2 separate regions of the Homo sapiens genome follow, and region 2 is linked to region 1. Evidence: read pairs that join two places in POLR2A ChIA-PET (ENCODE). Cell type or tissue: HepG2. All regions are shown on one strand. Each heading gives the region's core, and the rest is flanking DNA. Links, peaks and the distances in the headings are about the cores only.

Region 1 (12,552 bases), core at 1,329-5,328:
AGTGGGGAGAGCAGAGTCTCGCTTTGTTGCCCAGGCTGGAGTGCGGTGGTGCAATCATGGCTCACTACAACCTCCACCTCCCGGGTTCAAGAGATTCTCCTGCCTCAGCCTCCTGAGTAGCTGGGATTACAGATGCCCGCCACCACGCCCGGCTATTTTATTATTATTATTATTATTATTATTTTTGAGACAGAGTTTCACTCTTGTCATCTGGGCTGGAGTGCAGTGGCACGATCTCGGCTCACTGCAACCTCCTCCTCCAGGGTTCAAGTGATTCTCCTGCCTCAGCCTTCCGAGTAGCTGGGGTTACAGGCATCCATTTTTGGTAATTTTTGCATTTTTAGTAGAGACGGGGTTTTGCCATGTTGGCCAGAGTGGTCTCGAACTCCTGACTTCAGGTGATCCGCCCGCCTTGGCCTCCCAAAGTGTTGGGATTACAGGCGTGAGCCACCGCTCCCGGCTCTGAACTGCATTCTTTTGCCATAAAAAGCATCACTGGGACATGTGGCAAACATGAAGGAGGTCTGATGATTCCAGAGTAGTCGTGGGTCAAGGCTACTTTCCTGATTTTGGCGGCCCTGCTGTGGTTGTGTAGGAGAATGTCCTTGTTTGCAGAAAGTACACACTGGAGTATGTGTTAATGTAGTGATGGGGTTTCAAGGGCACATGTGACTTTCAAATGGTTCTGGAAAATAAGAATTGCTTGTACTGTACTTCCAAATTTTTAAATGTTTGTGACTGTTTCCAAGTTAAGAAAATTTATTTATTTATTTTTAGAGACAGGGTCTTGCTCTGTCACCTAGGCTGGAGTGCAATGGTGCAATCATAGCTCACTGCAGCCTCAAACTCCTGAATTCAGGCGACCCACCCACTTCAGCCTCCCAAGTAGCTGGGACTGTAGGTGTGTGCCACCATGCCCGGCACATTTTTGTATGTTTTTTTAGAGACGGTGTTTCACCATGTTACCCAGGCTGGTCTCGAACTCCTGGGCTCAAGGAATCGATCCTCCTGCCTCGGTCTCCCAAAGTGCTCGGATCACAAGGGTGTGCCACAGCGCCTGGCCCACTCTTGAAATTTTAACATGCATCCTTAAAGTGACCAAATCTAAATATAATCATTCTGTCATATTCCAGAATAACAAAAGATTTCAAAGCATTCTAATCCTGATCACCTGCCACCTGTTTTACAGGTTTTAATTGGTCTTTTTTTTTTTTTTAAGTTTTATTATGAAAAAACGGCGACTATGCAAACCAAATAGACCTCTAGGGAGTGGGCTGCAGGCAGCGGGTCTCTCACCTCCAAGAGGGTGTGGCCTAATGGAGTCTGGGACCTCTCTCTGAGGGGCCTGGAAATCTACTTCCGGAAGAGCAGAAAGTAACAGGAAGCTGGAGCCATTGCTGTCCCTGGCTCCTGGCAAGACGCAGTGTGGAACTAGGGTCTTGTGAGAAATCCCTACACCCCTCCTCCTGCCAGCCAGCGCCCTGCCAGGGCCCCGTGCTGCTGGTGCCAGCTGCCAAGGGGGTCACAGAGCTGGAGGGTCAGCTTTGTGGCAGAGACAGCGGCGAAGCTTCACCCAAACAAGTAGAGGAAAAATGGGCTCACCCTGAGTGTGTAACAAAGAGGAAATGCCCCACACGTTTCCCGGAGAAGGTCCTGGAACAAACAGCCGTGAAATCATCTCATGTCCCAACCTATTACAATACTATGACTTAGAACAAGTTTTTCAGGCTGTATTATAAAAATAAGACACTCTGAGTCGACTGGGCGCGGTGGCTCACGCCTGAAATCCCAACACTTTGGGACGCCGAGGCGGACAGATCACCTGAGGTCAGGAGTTTGAGACCAGCCAGGCCAACATAGTGAAACCCCGTCTCTACTAAAAATACAAAAAAATTAGCTGGGCGTGGTGGCGGGTGCCTGTAATCCCAGCTACTCGGGAGCCTGAGGCGGGAGAATCATTTGAATCTAGGAGGAGGAGGTTGCAGTGAACCGAGATCTTGCCATTGCACTCCAGCCTGGGTGACGAGCAAAACTGCGTCTCATAAATAAATAAATAAATAAATAACCCAATTCATGTGGTTACGACAAACTCTAAGATAACACGGGCTTTGCCCTGGAATGTCGGCTTGGTGAGAATTGACTTGGAAGAGGGCATTCAGGCTGTTGTAACAAAAATACCACAGACTGTGTAGCTTAAGGAACAAATATGTATCTCTCATAGTTCTGGAGGGTGTGGAGTCCAACATCAAGGCAGCAGCATATTCTGTGTCTGGTGTGGGCCAGTTTCCTTGTTCATTGCTGGCACCTTCTTGCTGTGTTTCCACTTGGTGAAAGGGTAAGGGAGCTCTCTGGGAGGGTATTTTTTGAGACGGAGTTTCGCTTTTGTCGCCCAGGCTGGAGTGCAATAGCGTGATCTCAGCTCACTGCAACCTCCGCCTCCCAGGTTCAAGTGATTCTCCTGCCTCAGCCACTTAATTAGCTGGGATTACAGGCATGCGCCACCATACTGGGCTACTTTCGGCTAATTTTTGTATTTTTAGTAGGGACGGGGTTTCACCATGACTTCAGGTGATCTGCCCACCTCGGCCTCCCAAAGTGCTGGGATTACAGGCGTGAACCACCACACCGGCCATATTTATTTATTTTTGAGACAAGGTCTCTCTCTATCACCCAGGTTGGAGTGCAGTGGTGTGATCACAGCTCACTGTAGCCTTGACCTCCCCAGCTCAAGTGATCCTCCCACCTCAGCCTCTTAACTAGCTGGGACTACAGGTGCGCTTCACCACACTTGGCTAATTTTTTTTTTTTTTTTTTTGGTAGAGATGGGCTTTTGCTATGTTGCCCAGTCTGGTTTAGAACTCCTGGGCTCAGGTGATCCTTCTACCTTGGCCTCTCAAAGTGCTGAGATTACAGGTGTAAGCCACCTTGCCCAGCCTTCTCGAAAATATTTAAAGCATTTGTAAGAATCTGGTATATCAGACTTGTGAAAAGTATGACAGAGTGTATTACTGTTTTTCTCCTATTCATGGCATTTAAGGGAAACCACAATATCAGATTTGTGAAAAGTTCACTGATTAAATGTGCAATCACTGTTCAAATATTTAGGCGAAATCTACAATTGTGAAATTTGTGGCTTGTTATTTTTAGCTGTAGAAGTAGTCTGTGAATGTTTAAAGGAAAGATAATTGTTTAAAAATTCATTGATCATTAACAAAAAAACAAATTGTTGTGAATTTTCCTGTCCATGTACAAAAGCTTCTCAGTCATTCAAGGAGCTCACCACCATGTTTTCAACAAATGGGGCTGGAAAAAGTGGCCAGGAGCTGAAGGGAGGAGAATTGGGGAAGTGGGATTTAATTGCGGCAGAGAGTTTCAATTTTATCAGATGAAAAAATTCTGAAGATTGGTTGTGCAACAATGTGAATATACTTAACGCGACTTAACTGTACACTTAGAAATGATTCAGGTGCCGTGGGGTTATGATACAGATTGGTTTTCGGCCAGGTGCAATGGCTTACGCTTGTAATCCAACACTTTGGGTGGCCGAGGCGGGCAGATCACTTGAGGTCAGGAGTTCTGAGAGCCGCCTGGCCAACATGGTGAAACCCTGTCTCTACTAAAAATACAAAAATTAGCCGGGCATGGTAGCGCAAACCTGAAGTCCCAGCTACTTGGGAGGCTGAAGCACGAGAATCTCTTGAACCCGGGAGGCGGAGGTTCCAGTGAGCCCACTGCACTCCAGCCCGGGCAACAGAGCGAGATTCTTTCTCTCAAAAAAAAACAAAAAAAAAAAACAAAAAAAACAAAAACAAAAACAAAAAACCTCCAAAAAATTAGCCAGGTGGAGGCACCTGTAATCTGAGCCACTTAGGAGGCTGAGGCAGGAGAATTGCTTGAACCTGGGAGGCAGAGGTTGCAGAGAGCTGAGATTGTGCCACTGCACTCCAGCCTGGGCGACAGTGACCCTGTCCCCCTCCACCCCTCCGAAAAAAAAAGAAAAGAAAACAAGAACAGTAGTCAAATCTCTAGGGGCTCCAGTGAGTAGGTGAGGATAGGGTGTGGTGGAGAAGCTGAAAGATGCTAAATAGCCTGGCTCCCCAGGGATCTGGGAAGTGCTCACTCAGTAGAACCTCCCTCTTGGAAGGACGAAGCTCCACACTGGTGAAAACTAATAGAGAAACAAAACCCAAACTGATCTTGGCAGGCGCTCAGAGAGTAAAGCAGAGGGAAGGTTCTGATAATGGTGGGGGCAAGAACCAAGGAGATAGAGTTTGCTCCTGAACGTTGGAGAGGTGGCTGTGCTGAGTGGTTATATATTGCATACAATACTGTGGGGAAACAGCAAAGAGTCAGCCTATTTATTTATTTGTTATTTATATATTTAATTTTTTGAGACAGGGGCTCGCTCTGTCACCCAGGCTGGAGTGCAGTGGTGTGATCTTGGCTCACTGCAACCTCCGCCTCCTGGGTTCAAGCGATTCTCCTGCCTCAGCCTCCCGAGTAGCTGGGATTACAGGTGCCCACCACCATGCCCAGATAGTTTTTTTGTTTTGTTTTGAGATGGAGTCTTGCTCTGTTGCCCAGGTTGGAGTGCAGTGGCGTGATCTCAGCTCACTGCAGCCTCTGCCTCCTGGGTTCAAGAGATTCCTGTGCCTCAGCACTTTGGGAGGCCGAGGCAGGCGGATCATGAAGTCAGGAGAACGAGACCATCCTGGCTAACATGATGAAACCCCGTCTCTACTAAAAATACAAAAACAAAATTAGCTGGGCGTGGTGGTGGGTGACTGTAGTCCCAGCTACCCGGGAGGCTGAGGCAGAAGAATGGCGTGAACGCGGGAAGTGGAGCTTGCAGTGAGCCGAGATCGCTCCACTGCACTCCAGCCTGGGCGACAGAGCGAGACTCCATCTCAAAAAAAATAAAAAATAAAAAATAAATAAGAGATTCCTGTGCCTCAACCTCCCAAGTAACTGGGACCGCAGGTGTGCACCACCACGCCCAGCTAATGTTTGTAATTTTAGTAGAGACAGGGTTTCACCTTGTTGGGCAGACTGGTCTGGAACTCCTGACCTCAGGGGATTCGCTCACCTTGGCCTCCCAAAGTGCTGGGATTACAGGCGTGAGCCACTGTGACCGGCAAAACTTTTAAGATTTTTAAGGCTCAGAAAGCTATCCTGGCCCACCCTAATGTCAACTGTGCAACTTCCTCCTAAGGGTACGGCTCACTTAAATGAGAGAAAAAGAAGAGGAGTGTGAGGCCAGGTGCGGTGGCTTACGCCTGTAATCCCAGCACTGTGGGAGGCCAAGGCAGGCGTATCACCTGAGGTCAGGAGTTCGAGACCAGCCTGACCAACATGGAGAAACCCTGTCTCTACTAAAAATACAAAATTAGCCAGATGTGGTGGCACATGCCTGTAATCCCAGCTACTTGGGAGGCTGAGGCAGGAGAATTGCTTGAACCCGAGAGGCAGAGGTTGCAGTGAGCCGAAATCATGCCATTGCACTCCAGCCTGGGCAACAAGAGAGAAACTGTCTTAAAAAAAAAAAAAAAAAGAAGAAGAAGAGGAGTGTGACTAACTCCGTGTAGAGGTGTGCATTGGGGAAATAGCGTCCTGGAAGCTTCATGTCTACCTGGTACCGCTGAATGTGTCCTTACTTGGAAATACGGCCTTTGTAGATGAAATCAAGTTCAGGTGAGGTTATACCGGGTTGGGGTGTGCGCTAAGTCCTATATGATTGGTGTCCTTATAGGAAGAGGGAAATTAAGACAAAGAGCCAAGCGTGGTAGCTCACACCTATAACCCCAGCACTTTGAGAGGCCGAGGTGGGAGGATTGCTTGAGCCCAGGAGTTCAAGACCAGCCTGGCCAACATGACCCTGTCTGTACCAAAGTAAAAGTTAAAAGAACTAGCCAGGGCCAGGTGCAGTGGCTCACGCTTGTAATCCCAGCACTTTGGGAGGCCAAGGCAGGCAGTTCACTTGAGGTCAGGAGTTGGAGAGCAGCCTGGCCAACATGGCGAAACCCTGTCTCTACTAAAAATGCAAAAATTAGCTGGGCATGGTGGCGCAAACCTGAAGTCCCAGCTACTTGGGAGGCTGAAGCATGAGAATCTCTTGAACCCGGGAGGCAGAGGTTCCAGTGAGCCCACTGCACTCCAGCCCGGGCAACAGAGCGAGATTCTCTCTCAAAAAAAAGCAAAACAAAAACCCCCCAAAATTAACGAGGTGGGGGCACCTGTAATCCCAGCTACTTAGGAGGCTGAGGCAGGAGAATTGCTTGAACCTGGGAGGCAGAGGTTGCAGTGAGCCAAAATCATGCCACTGCACTCCAGCCTGGGCGACAGTGACCCTGTCCCCCTCCCCCACCCCCCCAAAAAAAGAAAAGAAAACAAGAACAGTAGTCAAATCTCTAGGGGCTCCAGTGAGTAGGTGAGGATAGGGTGCGGTGGAGAAGCTGAAAGATGCTAAATAGCCTGGCTCCCCAGGGATCTGGGAAGTGCTCACTCAGTAGAACCTCCCTCTTGGAAGGACGAAGCTCCACACGGGTGAAAACTAATAGAGAAACAAAACCCAAACTGATCTTGGCAGGCGCTCAGAGAGTAAAACAGAGGGAAGGTTCTGATAATGGTGGGGGCAAGAACCAAGGAGATAAGAGTTTGCTCCTGAACATTGGAGAGGTGGCTGTGCTGAGTGGTTATATATTGAATACAGTACTGTGGGGAAACAGCAAAGAGCCAACCTATTTATTTATTGTGTGTGTGTGTATATATATATATAGACAGAGAGAGAGACGGGCTCGCTCTGTCGCCCAGGCTGAAGTGCAGTGGCATGATCTTGGCTCACTGCAACCTCCGCCTCCTGGGTTCAAGCGATTCTCCTTCCTCAGCCTCCTGAGTAGCTGGGACCTCAGGTGCCCACCACCATGCCCAGAGAGTTTTCTTTTTCTTTTCTTTTTTTTTTTTAGACAGAGTCTTGCTCTGTCGCCCAGGTTGGAATGCAGTGGCACGATCTCAGCTGCCTACAGCCTCTGCCTCCTGGGTTCAAGAGATTCCTGTGCCTCAACCTCCCGAGTAGCTGGGACCTCAGGTGCACACCACTGCACCCAGCTAATTTTTTTAATTTTAGTAGAGGCAGGTTTCACCATGTGGGCCAGATTGGTCTTGAACTCCTAACCTCAGGGGATTCACCTGCCTCAGCCTCCCAAACTGCTGGGATTACAGGCGTGAGCCACCGTGCCTGGCCAAACTTAAAAGAAATTTTTTTTTAATTTTGTGAGATGGAGTTTACCTCTTGTTGCCCAGGCTGGAGTGCAGTGGCGCAATCTTGGCTCACCACAACCTCTGCCTCCCAGGTTCAAGCGATTCTACTGCCCCAGCCTCCCGAGTAGCTGGGATTATAGGCATGCACCACCACACCAAGCTACTTTTGTATTTTTAGTAGAGACGGGGTTTCTCCATGTTCGTCAGGCTGGTCTCAGCCAAACTTTAAGATTTTTAAGGCTCAGAAAGCTATCCTGGCCCACCCTAGTGCTAACTGTGCAACTTTCTCCTAAGGGTACAGCTCACTTAAATGTGAGGAAAAGAAGAGGAGTGTGAGGCTGGCCGTGGTGGTTCACACCTGTAATCCCAAAACTTTGAGAGGCCGAGGCGGGCGGATCTCCTGAGGTCGGGAGTTCGAGACCAGCCTGACCAACATGGTGAAACCCCATCTCTACTAAAAATACAAAATTAGCCAGGCTTGGTGGTGCATGCCTGTAATCCCAGCCACTCCGGAGGCTGAGGCAGGAGAATCGCTTGAACCTGGGCAGCGGAGGTTGCGGTGAACCGAAATTGTGTCATTGCACCCCAGCCTGGGCAACAAGAGTGAAACTCTGTCTGCAAAGAAGAAGAAGAAGAAGAAGAGTGTGACCAAATTTATGTAGAGCTGTGCACTGAGGGAAAATAGTGTCCTGGAAGCTTCAGGTCTACCTGGAACCTCTGAATGTGATCTTCCTGGGAAATAGGGTCTTTGTAGATGGAATCAAGTTCAGGTGAGCTCATACTGGGTTGGGGTGTGTGCTAAATCCTATGTGACTGGCGTCCTTATAGGAAGAGGGAAATTAAGACAAAGAGTCAGGCGCAGTAGCTCACACCTATAATCCCAGCACTGTGGGAGGCCGAGGTGGGAGGATGGCTTGAGCCCAGGAGTTCAAGACCAGCCTGGCCAACATAGTGAGACCCTGTCTGTACAAAAGTAAAAGTTAAACTAGCCAGGGCCAAGCACAGTGGCTCACGCTTGTAATCCCAGCACTTTGGGAGGCTGAGGTGGACGGATCACCTGAGGCCAGGAGTTGAAGAACAACCTGGTCAATAAGCAAAACCCCGTCACTACTAAAAATACAAAAATTAGCCAGGTGTGGTGGTGCGCGCCTGTAGTCCCAGCTACCTGGGAGGCTGAGGCAGGAGAATTGCTTGATCCTGGGAGGCGGCGGTTGCAGTGAGCCGAAATCATGCCACTGCACTCCAGCCTGGGCGACAGAGTGAGACTCCATCTCAAAAAAAAAAAAGAAAAAAAAATCATAAGTGAAGGCTCTATTAGAAAGAGCATGAGAGGAAATAGACACAACAGAGGAAAAAAAAATTTTTTTTAGGTGGAGTCTTGCTCTGTAGCCTGCTTGTTCTGGGGTGCAGTGGAGCCGTAATACCTCATGCAGCCTTGACCTCCTGGGCTCAAGTGAGCCTCCCACCTGAGCCCCACGAGTAGCTGGGATTACACCTGGCTAATTTTTCTATTTTTTGTAGAGACGGGAATCTCGCTATGTTACCCAGGCTGGTCTCAAACTCCTGGTCTCGAACAATCCTCCCCACTCAGCCTCCCAAAGTGCTGGGATTACAGGTGTAAGCCACCATGCCTGGTCTAATTTTTTATTTTTTAGAGACAGATCTCACTGTGTCGTGCAGGCTGTAGTGCTGTGGCACAGCCACCATCAATCTTCCAGGCTCAGGTGATCCTCACACCTCAGGCTCCAGGGTAGTTGAATTTCTTTCTTTTTTTTTTTTAAATAGACGGAGTCTCGCTGTGTCGCCAGGCTGGAGTGCAGTGGCACGATCTCGGCTGACTGCAACCTTTGCCTCCTGGGTTCAAGCGATTCTCATGCCTCAGCCTCCCAAGTAGCTGGGATTACAGGCACACGCGACCACACCCAGCTAATTTTTGTATTTTTAGTAGAGACGGGGTTTCACCATGTTGACCAGGATGGTCTCCATCTCCTGACCTTGTGATCCGCCCACCCTGGCCTTACAAAGTGCTGGGATTACAGGCTTGAACCACCGTGCCTGGCCCGAAATTTTAATTTTTGTAGAGATGGTGTCTCGTTATGTTGCCCAGGCTGGTCTCAAATTCCTGGCCTTAAGTTATCCTCCTGCCTCAGCCTCCCAAAGTGCTGGGATTACAAGCGTGAGCCGCTGCACCTGGCCAACGTTTGCAAAGGATTTGGGATGCAGATTTCACTCAACCAAAGAGCGAACTAGAGTCACTCCCAGCCCCTATAGCCAATGCTTGAGTGTGGAATCTCTGTCAATAAATTCATCCCAATTCAACATTCAATTGCTTCCATCATGCCCCATCATTCCCCAGTGATCCCGTCCCAGACCGGCTTCTCAGTGTGGGTTCTGTCAATATCAGTGAGCAAGGTCTTGCAGTTCTCCGGGTGCATATGGCAGCCCTCACCGCCCACACCCTGCAGCTCATCCTGTACAACCTGCCGGGAGCTGAGTCTGGACGCAGGTCTGGAAGCATCCAGAGCTGGGGGGCTTGACCCTGCGGAGGATCCGTGGTTCCCTGCGAGACAGCAACCTAGGACAGGCTTTGCAGACAGGGGACCCCAGACTGTCCAGATGAGGAAAGCGGCTCCTTCTACAGGAAGTGGGTACAACAGGGTTGGGAGTTCAAGGTCCTCAGGTACAGTGAAGTGTCCCCATTTGAACACATTTCTCAGCTTCCCTGCCTGCCTTTCCTCTCTCTGGGTCTCTGTCCCCCTCTGTCTGTGGATCTCTGTTCCTCTCTCTCTGGGTCTCTGTCTCCCTTTTCCCTGGGTCTTCTCCTCCCTCTAGGTCTCTGTCCTCTCTCTGGGTCTCTGTCCCCCTCTCTCTGGGCCTCTGTTCCCCTCTCTCTCTGGGTCTCTGTCCCCCACTCCCCGGGTCTCTGTCTCCCTCTCTCTGGGCCTCTGTCCCCCTCTCTCTCTGGGTCTCTGTCCCCCTCTCTCTCTGGGCCTCTGTCATCCCCCGGGTCTCTGTCCCCCTCTCTCTGGGCCTCTGTCCCCCCTCTCTCTGGGCCTATGTCCCCCTCTCTCTCTGGGTCTCTGTCCCTCTCTCTCTGTGTCTCTGTCCCCCTCTCTGTGGGTCTCTGTCCCCCTCTCTCTCTGGGTCTCTGTCCTCCTCTCTCTGGGTCTCTGTTCCCCCTCTCTGTGGGTCTCTGTTCCCCTCTCTCTCTGGGTCTCTGTCCTCCTCTCTCTGGGTCTCTGTCCCCCCTCTCTGTGGGTCTCTGTTCCCCTCTCTCTCTGGGTCTCTGTCCCCCTCTCTCTCTGGGTCTCTGTCCCCCTCTCTCTCTGGGTCTCTGTCCCCCTCTCTCTCTGGGTCTCTGTCCCCCCCCTTCCTCTGGGTCTCTGTCCCTCTCTCTGAGTCTCTGTCTTCCTTTTTCCCTGGGTCTCTGCCCCCCCTCTCTCTGGGTCTCTGTCCCCCTCTCTCTCTGGGTCTCTATCCCCCTCTCTCTCTGGGTCTCTGTCCCCCTCTCTCTCTGGGTCTCTGTCCCCCCCTCTCTCTGGGTCTTTGTCCCCCTTTCTCTCTGTGTCTCTGTCTCCCTCTCTCTGGGACTCTCCCTCTCTCTCTGGGTCTCTGTCCCCTACTCTCTCTGAGTCTCTGTCTTCCTTTTTCCCTGGGTCTCTGTCCCCCTCTCTCTCTGGGTCTCTGTCCCCCTCTCTCTCTGGGTCTCTGTCCCCTTCTCTCTCTGAGTCTCTGTCTTCCTTTTTCCCTGGGTCTCTGTTCCCCTCTCTCTCTGGGTCTCTGTCCCCCTCTCTCTCTGGGTCTTTGTCCCCCTTTCTCTCTGGGTCTCTGTCTCCCTCTCTCTGGGACTCTCCCTCTCTCTCTGGGTCTCTGTCCCCTTCTCTCTCTGAGTCTCTGTCTTCCTTTTTCCCTGGGTCTCTGTCCCCCTCTCTGGGTCTCTGTCCCCCTCTCTCTCTGGGTCTCTGTCCCCCTCTCTCTCTGGGTCTCTGTCCCCCTCTCTCTCTGGGTCTCTGTCTCCCTCTCTCTCTGGGTCTCTGTCCCCCTCTCTCTCTGGGTCTCTGTTGCCCTCTCTCTCTGGGTCTCTGTCTCCCTCTCTCTGGGACTCTCCCTCTCTCTCTGGGTCTCTGTCTCCCTATCTCTGGGTCTCTGACCCCCCCATCAGGTCCCTGTCCCCCCTTCTCTCTGGATGTTGGGCTCTGACCTTCCCTCTGGGTCTGTGTCTCCTGGTCTCCAGCCTGGCATGGCGGGCGGGTGGGAACCGGGTCAGGATGGTGCCCAGTGCTCCCTCCTCTTTCCACACTGGCCACCTCGCCTTTCCTTGACAGCAGTATGCGGTCTCTTCTGACAAGGAACTTACGTGTCACCTGAGTCACCCCCAGGACCTAAACCACTGCTCGGGAGCTTTGTGAAATTTCAAATTCTATTTCCTTCCCTTGACTGAGCCAGGCTTGTGTGATCAGAGTTGAAAACTACCCTTTCTACAAATGGTGACTTTCATTTTTTCTGGGCATCAAGTCCCTCCAGTGACCCTCGGCCACCCACAGTTAGGTCCTTTTGACTGTGATATTTCTCTCACTTGAACTTTGGACTTAAAATGAAGGGTCCAGGATGACAACTCCCACCCGGCTGCAGCAACTGGGGCTGGCCCAGGCCAGCTTCCTTCCTACCAGGAAGTGGCTTGAAGAACAATATGGAAATCTCGGTTGCGTGAGGGGAGCGAGACCGGGCAACTTGCTTGCCGGGACTGGAATCTATGACGCTCATTACATAAGGACCCCCATGGAAGGAGTCCCAGCTGAAGTCCAAGCCGGGAGGGTTGGCACACACCTGTAATCCCAGCTACTTGGGAGGCTGAGACAGGAGAATCGCTTGAATACAGGAGGTGGAGGTTGCAGTGAGCTGAGATTGCACCACTGCACTCCAGCCTGGGTGGCAGAGAGAGACTCTGTCTCAAAAATAAACAAACAAACAAACAAATAAATAAAAGTAAACGCCGGGTGCAGTATCTCACGCCTGTAATCCCAGCACTTTGAGAGGCCAAGGTGGGCAGATCACTTGAGGTCAAGAATTTGAGACCAGCCTGACCAACATGGTGAAACCCCGTCTCTACTAAAAACACAAAAATTAGCTGGCCATAGTGGTGGTGCCTGTAATCCTAGCTACTCCAGAGCTGAGAATCGCTTAAGCCCAGGAGACAGAGGTGGCAGTGAACCAAGATTGTGCCACTGCACTCCAGCCTGGGCAACAGAGCGAGACTCTGTCTCAAAAAACAAGCAGCCAGGCGTGGTGGCTCAC
Region 2 (7,101 bases), core at 3,102-7,101, 58 kb after region 1:
TAGCTTTCAGCCTCTCCCTCTCCCCAAGAACCAGGAGTGCAGGCCCCACCCCTGTCCTAGCAAAACCTCAGACATCTGTGATCCTCAGCTACCACACCCCTTTGTGATAGAAAATTCCTGCTTTACTTGAGAATGTAGCAACCGGAGCCCCCCCACACCTCCGCCCTCAGATCCAGTTCAGGCGCCCATCTCCCAGCAATCAAGTCTTGCTCCCTGGCCTGCCCTCCGGCACCCTGGAGCCCCGCTTTCCACACAGCCTTGCTCCTCCCGGCCTGGCTTGCTGCCTGCAGGCCTCTCAGGGTCCTTCACCGTCTCTCCAGTCTCGGATCCGGACCCGTGGATCTCAGCCTCAGACCCTCCTCTGGCCCCGGCCTTGCCCTCGGGCACGGCCCCTTTCCTCTTCAGCCCTGGGGTCCTGCTCCCCGAGCCAGAATATTGTCCTCCTTGGAGGTCCCCAAAGAAGGTGAGTCTCGACTGGAGGGAGAGGTCCCTCTGAGAGCCTAGTCTTTGTCTCCCTTGTTGCTGCTGCCATTTTTGCTCCTCTTCGGTGGCACCGAGCTGACCCCATACTTTGCATGTAGTCCTGGGGCCGGAAGGTGGGAGCCGCGCTGAAGCCTAAAACATCACACCTGCTCTTTCAGGAGTCTCCCAAGATCTCCCAACGTTGGAGGGAGTCCAAGCCCAGGGGGAACTTGACATACCACCAGTACATGCCCCCAGAGCCGAGACAGGGATCCAGGGCGGACCCCCAAGCCGAGGGGTCCGCCCTGGGTCCTCCTGGGCCATCTCTGTGGGAAGGGACAGACTCGCAGCAGCCACATCCTAGGTATGACACCCACTTCTGTTCTCCCGGGACCCAGAAATTCAGGTCCCAGCATCCTCCTCCCTCAAACCTCGAGTCCAAGATTAGGGGATTGGGGCCCCCAACCCTCTCTTCTCCCAGGGTTTAAGAGTCCAGGATCCCAGCCCCTCCCTTCGCCCTTCAGACCCGAGTCTGAACGCCTAGTTCCTCCTCCCCCATGCACAGAAATCTAGCCCCATGTTTGCGCCCTTGGAGACCCAGAATTCTGGACCCTCACTTTTCTGCATCTTCCCCAGCTCCCCGTCTTTGAGGACCCCAGAACGCCTTTTCCCCCTCTACCTCTCTAACCTTTGTTCGCCCCTCACGATTATCACCAGGATGAAGCCCTCTCCCCTCACTCCCTGCCCACCAGGAGTCCCTAGCCCCTCGCCCCCCCCACACAAGTTGGAACTTCAGACCCTTAAACTGGAGGAGCTGACGGTGAGTTTGGGGTGTAACTTTCCAGGCCTTCTCTCTCCTTCGGTGGGGTCCCAGAATTCCAACCCCGCAGCCTCTGCCCTCTGGAAATCCAGGAGATCGGGTACCCAGTCCCATCCTGTTTTAGGGTCCCAGGAGTCCGGACCCCCAGTGCCTCCTTTCTCGGTTTCCAAATATCCTGTCCAGCTCCTGCCTGCGCCCGGGAGCCCGCCCAGCACTGCCTCTTCCCACGCCCCGCCCCTCCCCAGGTCTCAGAGCTCCGGCAGCAGCTGCGCCTGCGGGGCCTCCCAGTGTCGGGGACCAAGTCTATGCTCCTGGAGCGCATGCGCGGCGGCGCGCCGCCCCGCGAGCGGCCGAAGCCGCGGCGCGAGGACAGTCCCGCGGGTGCTCCCTGGCCGCGCCTCAAGCCCAAGGCCCTGGCAGCCGCCCGGCGTCAGGGCTCGGTGAGGGCGGGGCTATGAGCTTGCGGACCAATGAAGAGAAAGCAAAGTGGGCCGGGGCGGGGTGTCGAAAAAACTAGCCAATGAAGTGTGGGGGCGAGGACCAGCGGTAGGAAGCCTTGAAGGCGAGGGGACGTGGTTCAGACTAACAGGGGGCGGATCTTTAGAGAAGAGGAGCCAATGAAAGAATAGGGGGCGAGGCCAAAGGGGTTGATGAGCGAGGGGTCGCGAGAGGATCAAGGGGTGGAGCCACACGTTGCGAGTGGGTGGGGTTGCGCCCTGTGGGCATGGCTTATGGGCGCTCGCCCTCTTGGCTGCTCTAGGTCAAGCCCAGCGCAGCATCTCACAGGCCACCTCTTCCACGTGCCGCGGATACCCCGGGGACGGCTCCGGCTCCAACTCCCACTCCGGCTCCTGCTGCAGCTCCAGCCCTGACCCCTTCCTCAGGGCCGGGCTCAGCGGCTCTGACTCTGGAGGAGGAGCTGCAGGAAGCGATCCGGAGGGCGCAGGTAAGAGGGTGTGGGTTGAATCCGGCTAGGGTTCTCCAGTCAGGTCCAGGTCGCAGTCCCGAGTTCACGCCAAATTTCTCCATCCGCAGTTGCTTCCTAACCGGGGCATCGATGACATCCTGGAGGATCAGGTGGAGCCTGATGGTAGGATCCAAACTGCTAGATTTAGGGGAGGTGGGGGCTGAGGTTCTGGACTCCTGCGTCCAAGGGAGGCGTGAGCTGGGGAGCTGGATCCTGGAAATGGGGTATGGGGGGCTGGCGCCCGGACCCCTGACTTTCCAAGCTCATGTACCATTCTTTATCCCGCAGACCCCCTGCCCCCTATTCCCCTGGACTTCCCTGGCTCCTTCGACGTGCTGTCCCCCTCCCCGGACTCTGAAGGCCTCTCATCTGTTTTCTCCTCTTCACTCCCGTCTCCCACGAACTCCTCCTCCCCTTCTCCCAGGGACCCCACGGACTCCCTGGACTGGCTGGAGGCCCTGAGCGGGGGTCCTCCTCTGGGTTCTGGTCCCCCACCCCCCAGCATCTTCTCCGCTGACTTATCTGACTCCAGCAGCAGCCGGCTGTGGGACCTGCTGGAGGATCCATGGTGATGGATTCTAGGATTTACAGAGACAGAGAACTGATGGGGGTGGAGAGAAGCTCCTTGTGGGAGGAGAGGGAACTACCAGCAGAGCCCCTCCTACCGCAGACACAGGATCGGAGACAACCTCCAACCCCACCTGCCTCCTGAAGTGCTGCTGACATGCAACTGCCTTAACTTTGCCTACCTGGCCTCCTTATGATCCCCCTCCGGCGTGGTATGGTTGGGGGGCTTCTTTTGCTGCTGGCCACGGCAAACAAGCTGCTTGCTGCTTCCTTCAGAGACCTCATGGATGTTCTTACATGCCCCCGACCCCGGTAGATGGCTCCCTGTTGTTTGGGGAGCCTGGAAGGTGGTTATGCCTTTTGGATGCAGGAGAGGAGCAAGAAAGAGTGGAGAGGGAGAATGGGGGAGCCGGACCCTGACCTCCCTGGGTTCTGGTTGGAGATGAAAAAATTAGAAGCATCAGGTCTAAGATCAGCTTCTCTTGGAAGCAGAGCCTGAGACAAGATATAAATGCCAGTCATTTATTAAAGAAGTGTTCTGGCTGGGTGCGGTGGCTCACGCCTGCGATCCCAGCACTTTGGGAGGCTGAGGCAAGTGGATCACCTGAGGTCAGGAGTTCGAGACCAGCCTGGCCAACATGGTGAAACCCTGTCTCTACCAAACACACACACACAAAAAAAAATTAGCTGGGCATGGTGGCACATGCCTGGAATCCCAGCTACTTGGGAGGTTGAGGCAGGAGAATCGCTTGAACCCGGGAGGCGGAGGTTGTGGTGAGCTAAGATCGCTCCATTGCACTCCAGCCTGGGCAACAGGAGCTAAACTCCATCTTAAAAAAAAAAAAAGAGAGAGAGAAAAAGAAAGAAATGTTCCCAGGAGAAACCAGCAGAAGAGTGGGGAAAACAGGACAGCAAAGGGGAAGAGGAGCAAGAGGTGACTTCAGGTGAAGTTCCAACCTCAGCCTAATCCTGCAGGGAGCTCCAGAGCACAAATTAAGTTGTGGAGTCTTTCCTGTCTTGGGACACATGGAACTGGGCCTTTGTATCTCCCTGTTTGAGCTTATTATAGCCAAACAACAAACCAGGCTCAGTGGCAAACGCCTGTAATCCCAGCACTTTGGGAAGCTGAGGCAGGCAGATCACTTGAGGCCAAGAATTCAAGACCAGCCTGGCCAACATGGTGAAACCCATCTCTACTAAAAATACATAAAAACTGGGCCGGGCACGGTGGCTCACACCTGTAATCCCAGCACTTTGGGAGGCCAAGGTGGGCGGATCACGAGGTCAGGAGATCGAGACCATCCTGGCTAACACGGTGAAACCCGGTGAAACCCTGTCTCTACTAAAAATACAAAAAAATTAGCTGGGCATGGTGGCATGTGCCTGTAGTCCCAGCTACTCGGGAGGCTGAGGCAGGAGAATGGCGTGAACCCGGGAGGCGGAGCTTGCAGTGATCTGAGATTGTGCCACCACACTCCAGCCTGGGCAACAGAGCGAGACTCCGTCTCAAAAAAAAAAAAAAAAAAAAAAAACTAGCCAGGTATGGTGGTGGGAGCCTGTAATCCCAGCTACGTGAGAGACCGAGGCAGGAGAATCACTTGAAACCAGGAGGTGGAGGCTGCAGTGAGCTGAGATCATGCCACTTCACTCCAGCCTGGGCAACAGAGTGCTACTCCATCTCAAAACAAACAAACAAACAAACAAACAAACAACAAAAACCCACACCACCCCAAAACTTAGAGTTGTAAAACAATAACTATCTATGACTGCTCACAAATGCATGGGTTGACTGGGCTCAGCAGGGCAGTTCTTCAGTTCCATGTGATGTTGGCTAGAGCTGCAGTCATCTCAGGGCCCACCTGGGCTAGCACATACAAGATGGCACATCAGATGTGTGTGGCACCGTGGTGGGGATAGCATGAAGGCTGGGCCCAGCTGGGTTGTGCAGTGTGACACTCCATGCAGTGTCAGCACTATTCCTCTGTGGCCTCTCCCCCGGGATAACTAGATTTCTTGCATGATAGCTCAGGGCTCCCAAGAGTGAGTATTCCAAGAGCCAGGAGCAGAAGCTACCAGTCTCTTAAAGACTAGGCTTGAAACTGGCACAATTTCTCTTCCACTGTATTTTATAATTAATGCAAGTCAGGCAAGCCCACGTTAAATACGGGAGGGCACTATACAAATCTGTGAATATCAGGGACATGCTCACTAGGGGCTACATCTGGAGACTTGCCACTATACCACCCCTAGTCAGCCATGAGCCATGGGTCACAGAGGGAGGGAGGAATGACATAAACTCCCAGGAACCTCCAGCCCAAGGGCAGTCCTGGGAAGAACGTCATAGGGTAAGTTGTTAGCAGCAAAATGTTTTAAAATGTAGGTTTTGGCCGGGCGCGGTGGCTCATGCCTGTAATGCCAGCACTTTGGGAGGCCGAGGCGGGTGGATCATGAGGTCAGGAGTTCGAGACTAGCCTGACCAATATGGTGAAACCCAGTCTCCAGTAAAAATACAAAAATTAGCTGGGCATGCGCCTTTAATCCCAGCTACTCAGGAGGCTGAGGCAGGAGAATTGCTTGAATCTGGGAGGTGGAGGTTGCAGTGAGCCAAGATCGCGCCACTGCACTCCAGCCTGGGTGACAGAGTGAGACTCCATCTCAAAAAAAAAAAAAAAAAATAGGTTTCAGGGCCAAACACCGTGGTTCATACCTGTAGTCCCAGCTACTCTGGAGGCTGAGGCAGGAGGATCACTTGAGCTTTGAAGTTTGAGGTTGCAGTGAGCTATGATTGCACCAGTGCACTCCAGCCTGGGCAACAGATCAAGATCCTGTGTTTCAAAAAAAAAAAAAAAAAAAAAAAGATTGGGCCCAGTGATTCACGCCTGTAATCCTGGCACTTTGGGAGGCCGAGGCGGGTGGATCACCTGAGGTCAGAAGTTCGAGACCAGCCTGGCCAATGTGCTAAAACCCCATATCTACTAAAAATACAAAAAAAAAAAATAATTAGCCAGGTGTGGTGGTGCACACCTGTAGTTCCAGCTACTCGGGAGGCTGAGGCAGGAGAATCACTTGCAGTGAGATGAGATCATGCCTGCACTCCAGCCTGGGCAACACAGTGAGACTCCATCTTAAAAAAACAAAAGTAGTCCCAGCACTTTGGGAGTCCGAGGCAGGTGGATCACGAGGTCCGGAGATCAAGACCACGGTGAAACCCCGTTTCTACTAAAAATACAAAAAATTAGCCAGGCGCAGTGGTGGGCGCCTGTAGTCCCAGCTACTGGGGAGGCTGAGGCAGGAGAATGGCCTGAACCCAGGAGGTGGAGCTTGCAGTGAGCCGAGATCACGCCACTGCACTCCAGCCTGGGCGAAAGAGTGAGACTCTGTCTCAAAGAAATAATAATAAAAATAAACAAAACAAAACAAAAAAGACCAGAAGAGGCAAGGTAAGTGGGTTTGAGATTACCTAGTTTGAATTTCAGCAGGCTCTGGAGCATAGAGGCTGTCCTGAGTTTTTGGTGCCTGGCTCAGGGAGCCTGTGCTCATAAAGGTGTGGATGGGGTGTGGGCTCTGGATTGGCTGGTTTACATAGGAAAGGTGAGTAGTTAACTATCTCTAGCATTTGGCTATCCCTGGGAGGGTCAGTCCCTCCAGAGTCATCGAGGCCCGCACTTGTCAAAGCAGCAGAAGTTCAGAAAATACAAAGGCATGATTAATACACCAAGCACACAAGCTGGGGGCTGGGTGCACAGAACTGGCAAGAGGAATCTGAAGGCACCTGGGTGCGCCACCAGCACTGTCCACTGCAGGTGGAAAAGAACAGTAGACCAGGCTGGGCGCAGTGACTCATGCCTGTAATCCCAGCACTTTGGGAGGCCGAGGCGGGCGGATCACCTGAGGTTGGGAGTTCGAGACCAGCCTGACCAACATGGAGAAACCCCGCCTCTACTAAAAATACAAAATTAGCCGGGTGTGGTGGTGCATGCCTGTAATCCCAGCTACTCGGGAGGCTGAGGCAGGAGAATCACTTGAATCCGGGAGGCGGAGGTTGTGGTCAGCCGACATCACGCCGCTGCACTCCAGTCTCAGCCTCCCAAAGTACTGGGATTACAGGTGTGCACCACCATGCCCAGCCATTTCTGCATTTTTTTATAGAGACAGGGTTTCACTATGTTGCTCAGGCTGGTCTTGAACTCCTGACCCCAAGTGCTCCTCCCACCTCAGCCTCCCAAAGTGCAGGGATTACAGGCGTGAGCCACCACACCTGGCCCAGAGACTTTTCTGACTGTAT

Evidence for each region. ChIA-PET counts read pairs that join two places held together with the same protein. Peaks named below come from ENCODE experiments on the same cell type or tissue, not always from the same donor. Only the 100,000 strongest peaks of a DNase experiment are listed, where the experiment ranks them.
Region 2: POLR2A ChIA-PET joins it to region 1 with 5 read pairs; 7 of 35 experiments call an interaction of 5 or more read pairs at or near these places.

What each region holds. Positions count from the first base shown.
Region 1 is chr19:48,760,058-48,772,609 of GRCh38, reverse strand. No RefSeq gene overlaps it. Among named protein-coding and RNA genes, the nearest start is that of FGF21, 11 kb to the right of the region's middle. In HepG2, for the core only: no CTCF peak of the experiment used is centred there; DNase peaks (open chromatin) are centred at 2,147 and 3,129.
Region 2 is chr19:48,708,987-48,716,087 of GRCh38, reverse strand. It overlaps MAMSTR (MEF2 activating motif and SAP domain containing transcriptional regulator), which reads left to right. Exons shown (of 10, transcript NM_001130915.2): 4 at 321-463; 5 at 642-826; 6 at 1,180-1,282; 7 at 1,528-1,722; 8 at 2,043-2,228; 9 at 2,318-2,372; 10 at 2,538-3,363. The coding sequence ends at 2,821. Among named protein-coding and RNA genes, the nearest start is that of MAMSTR, 7.2 kb to the left of the region's middle. RefSeq lists a silencer at 1,471-1,760. In HepG2, for the core only: no CTCF peak of the experiment used is centred there; no DNase peak of the experiment used is centred there.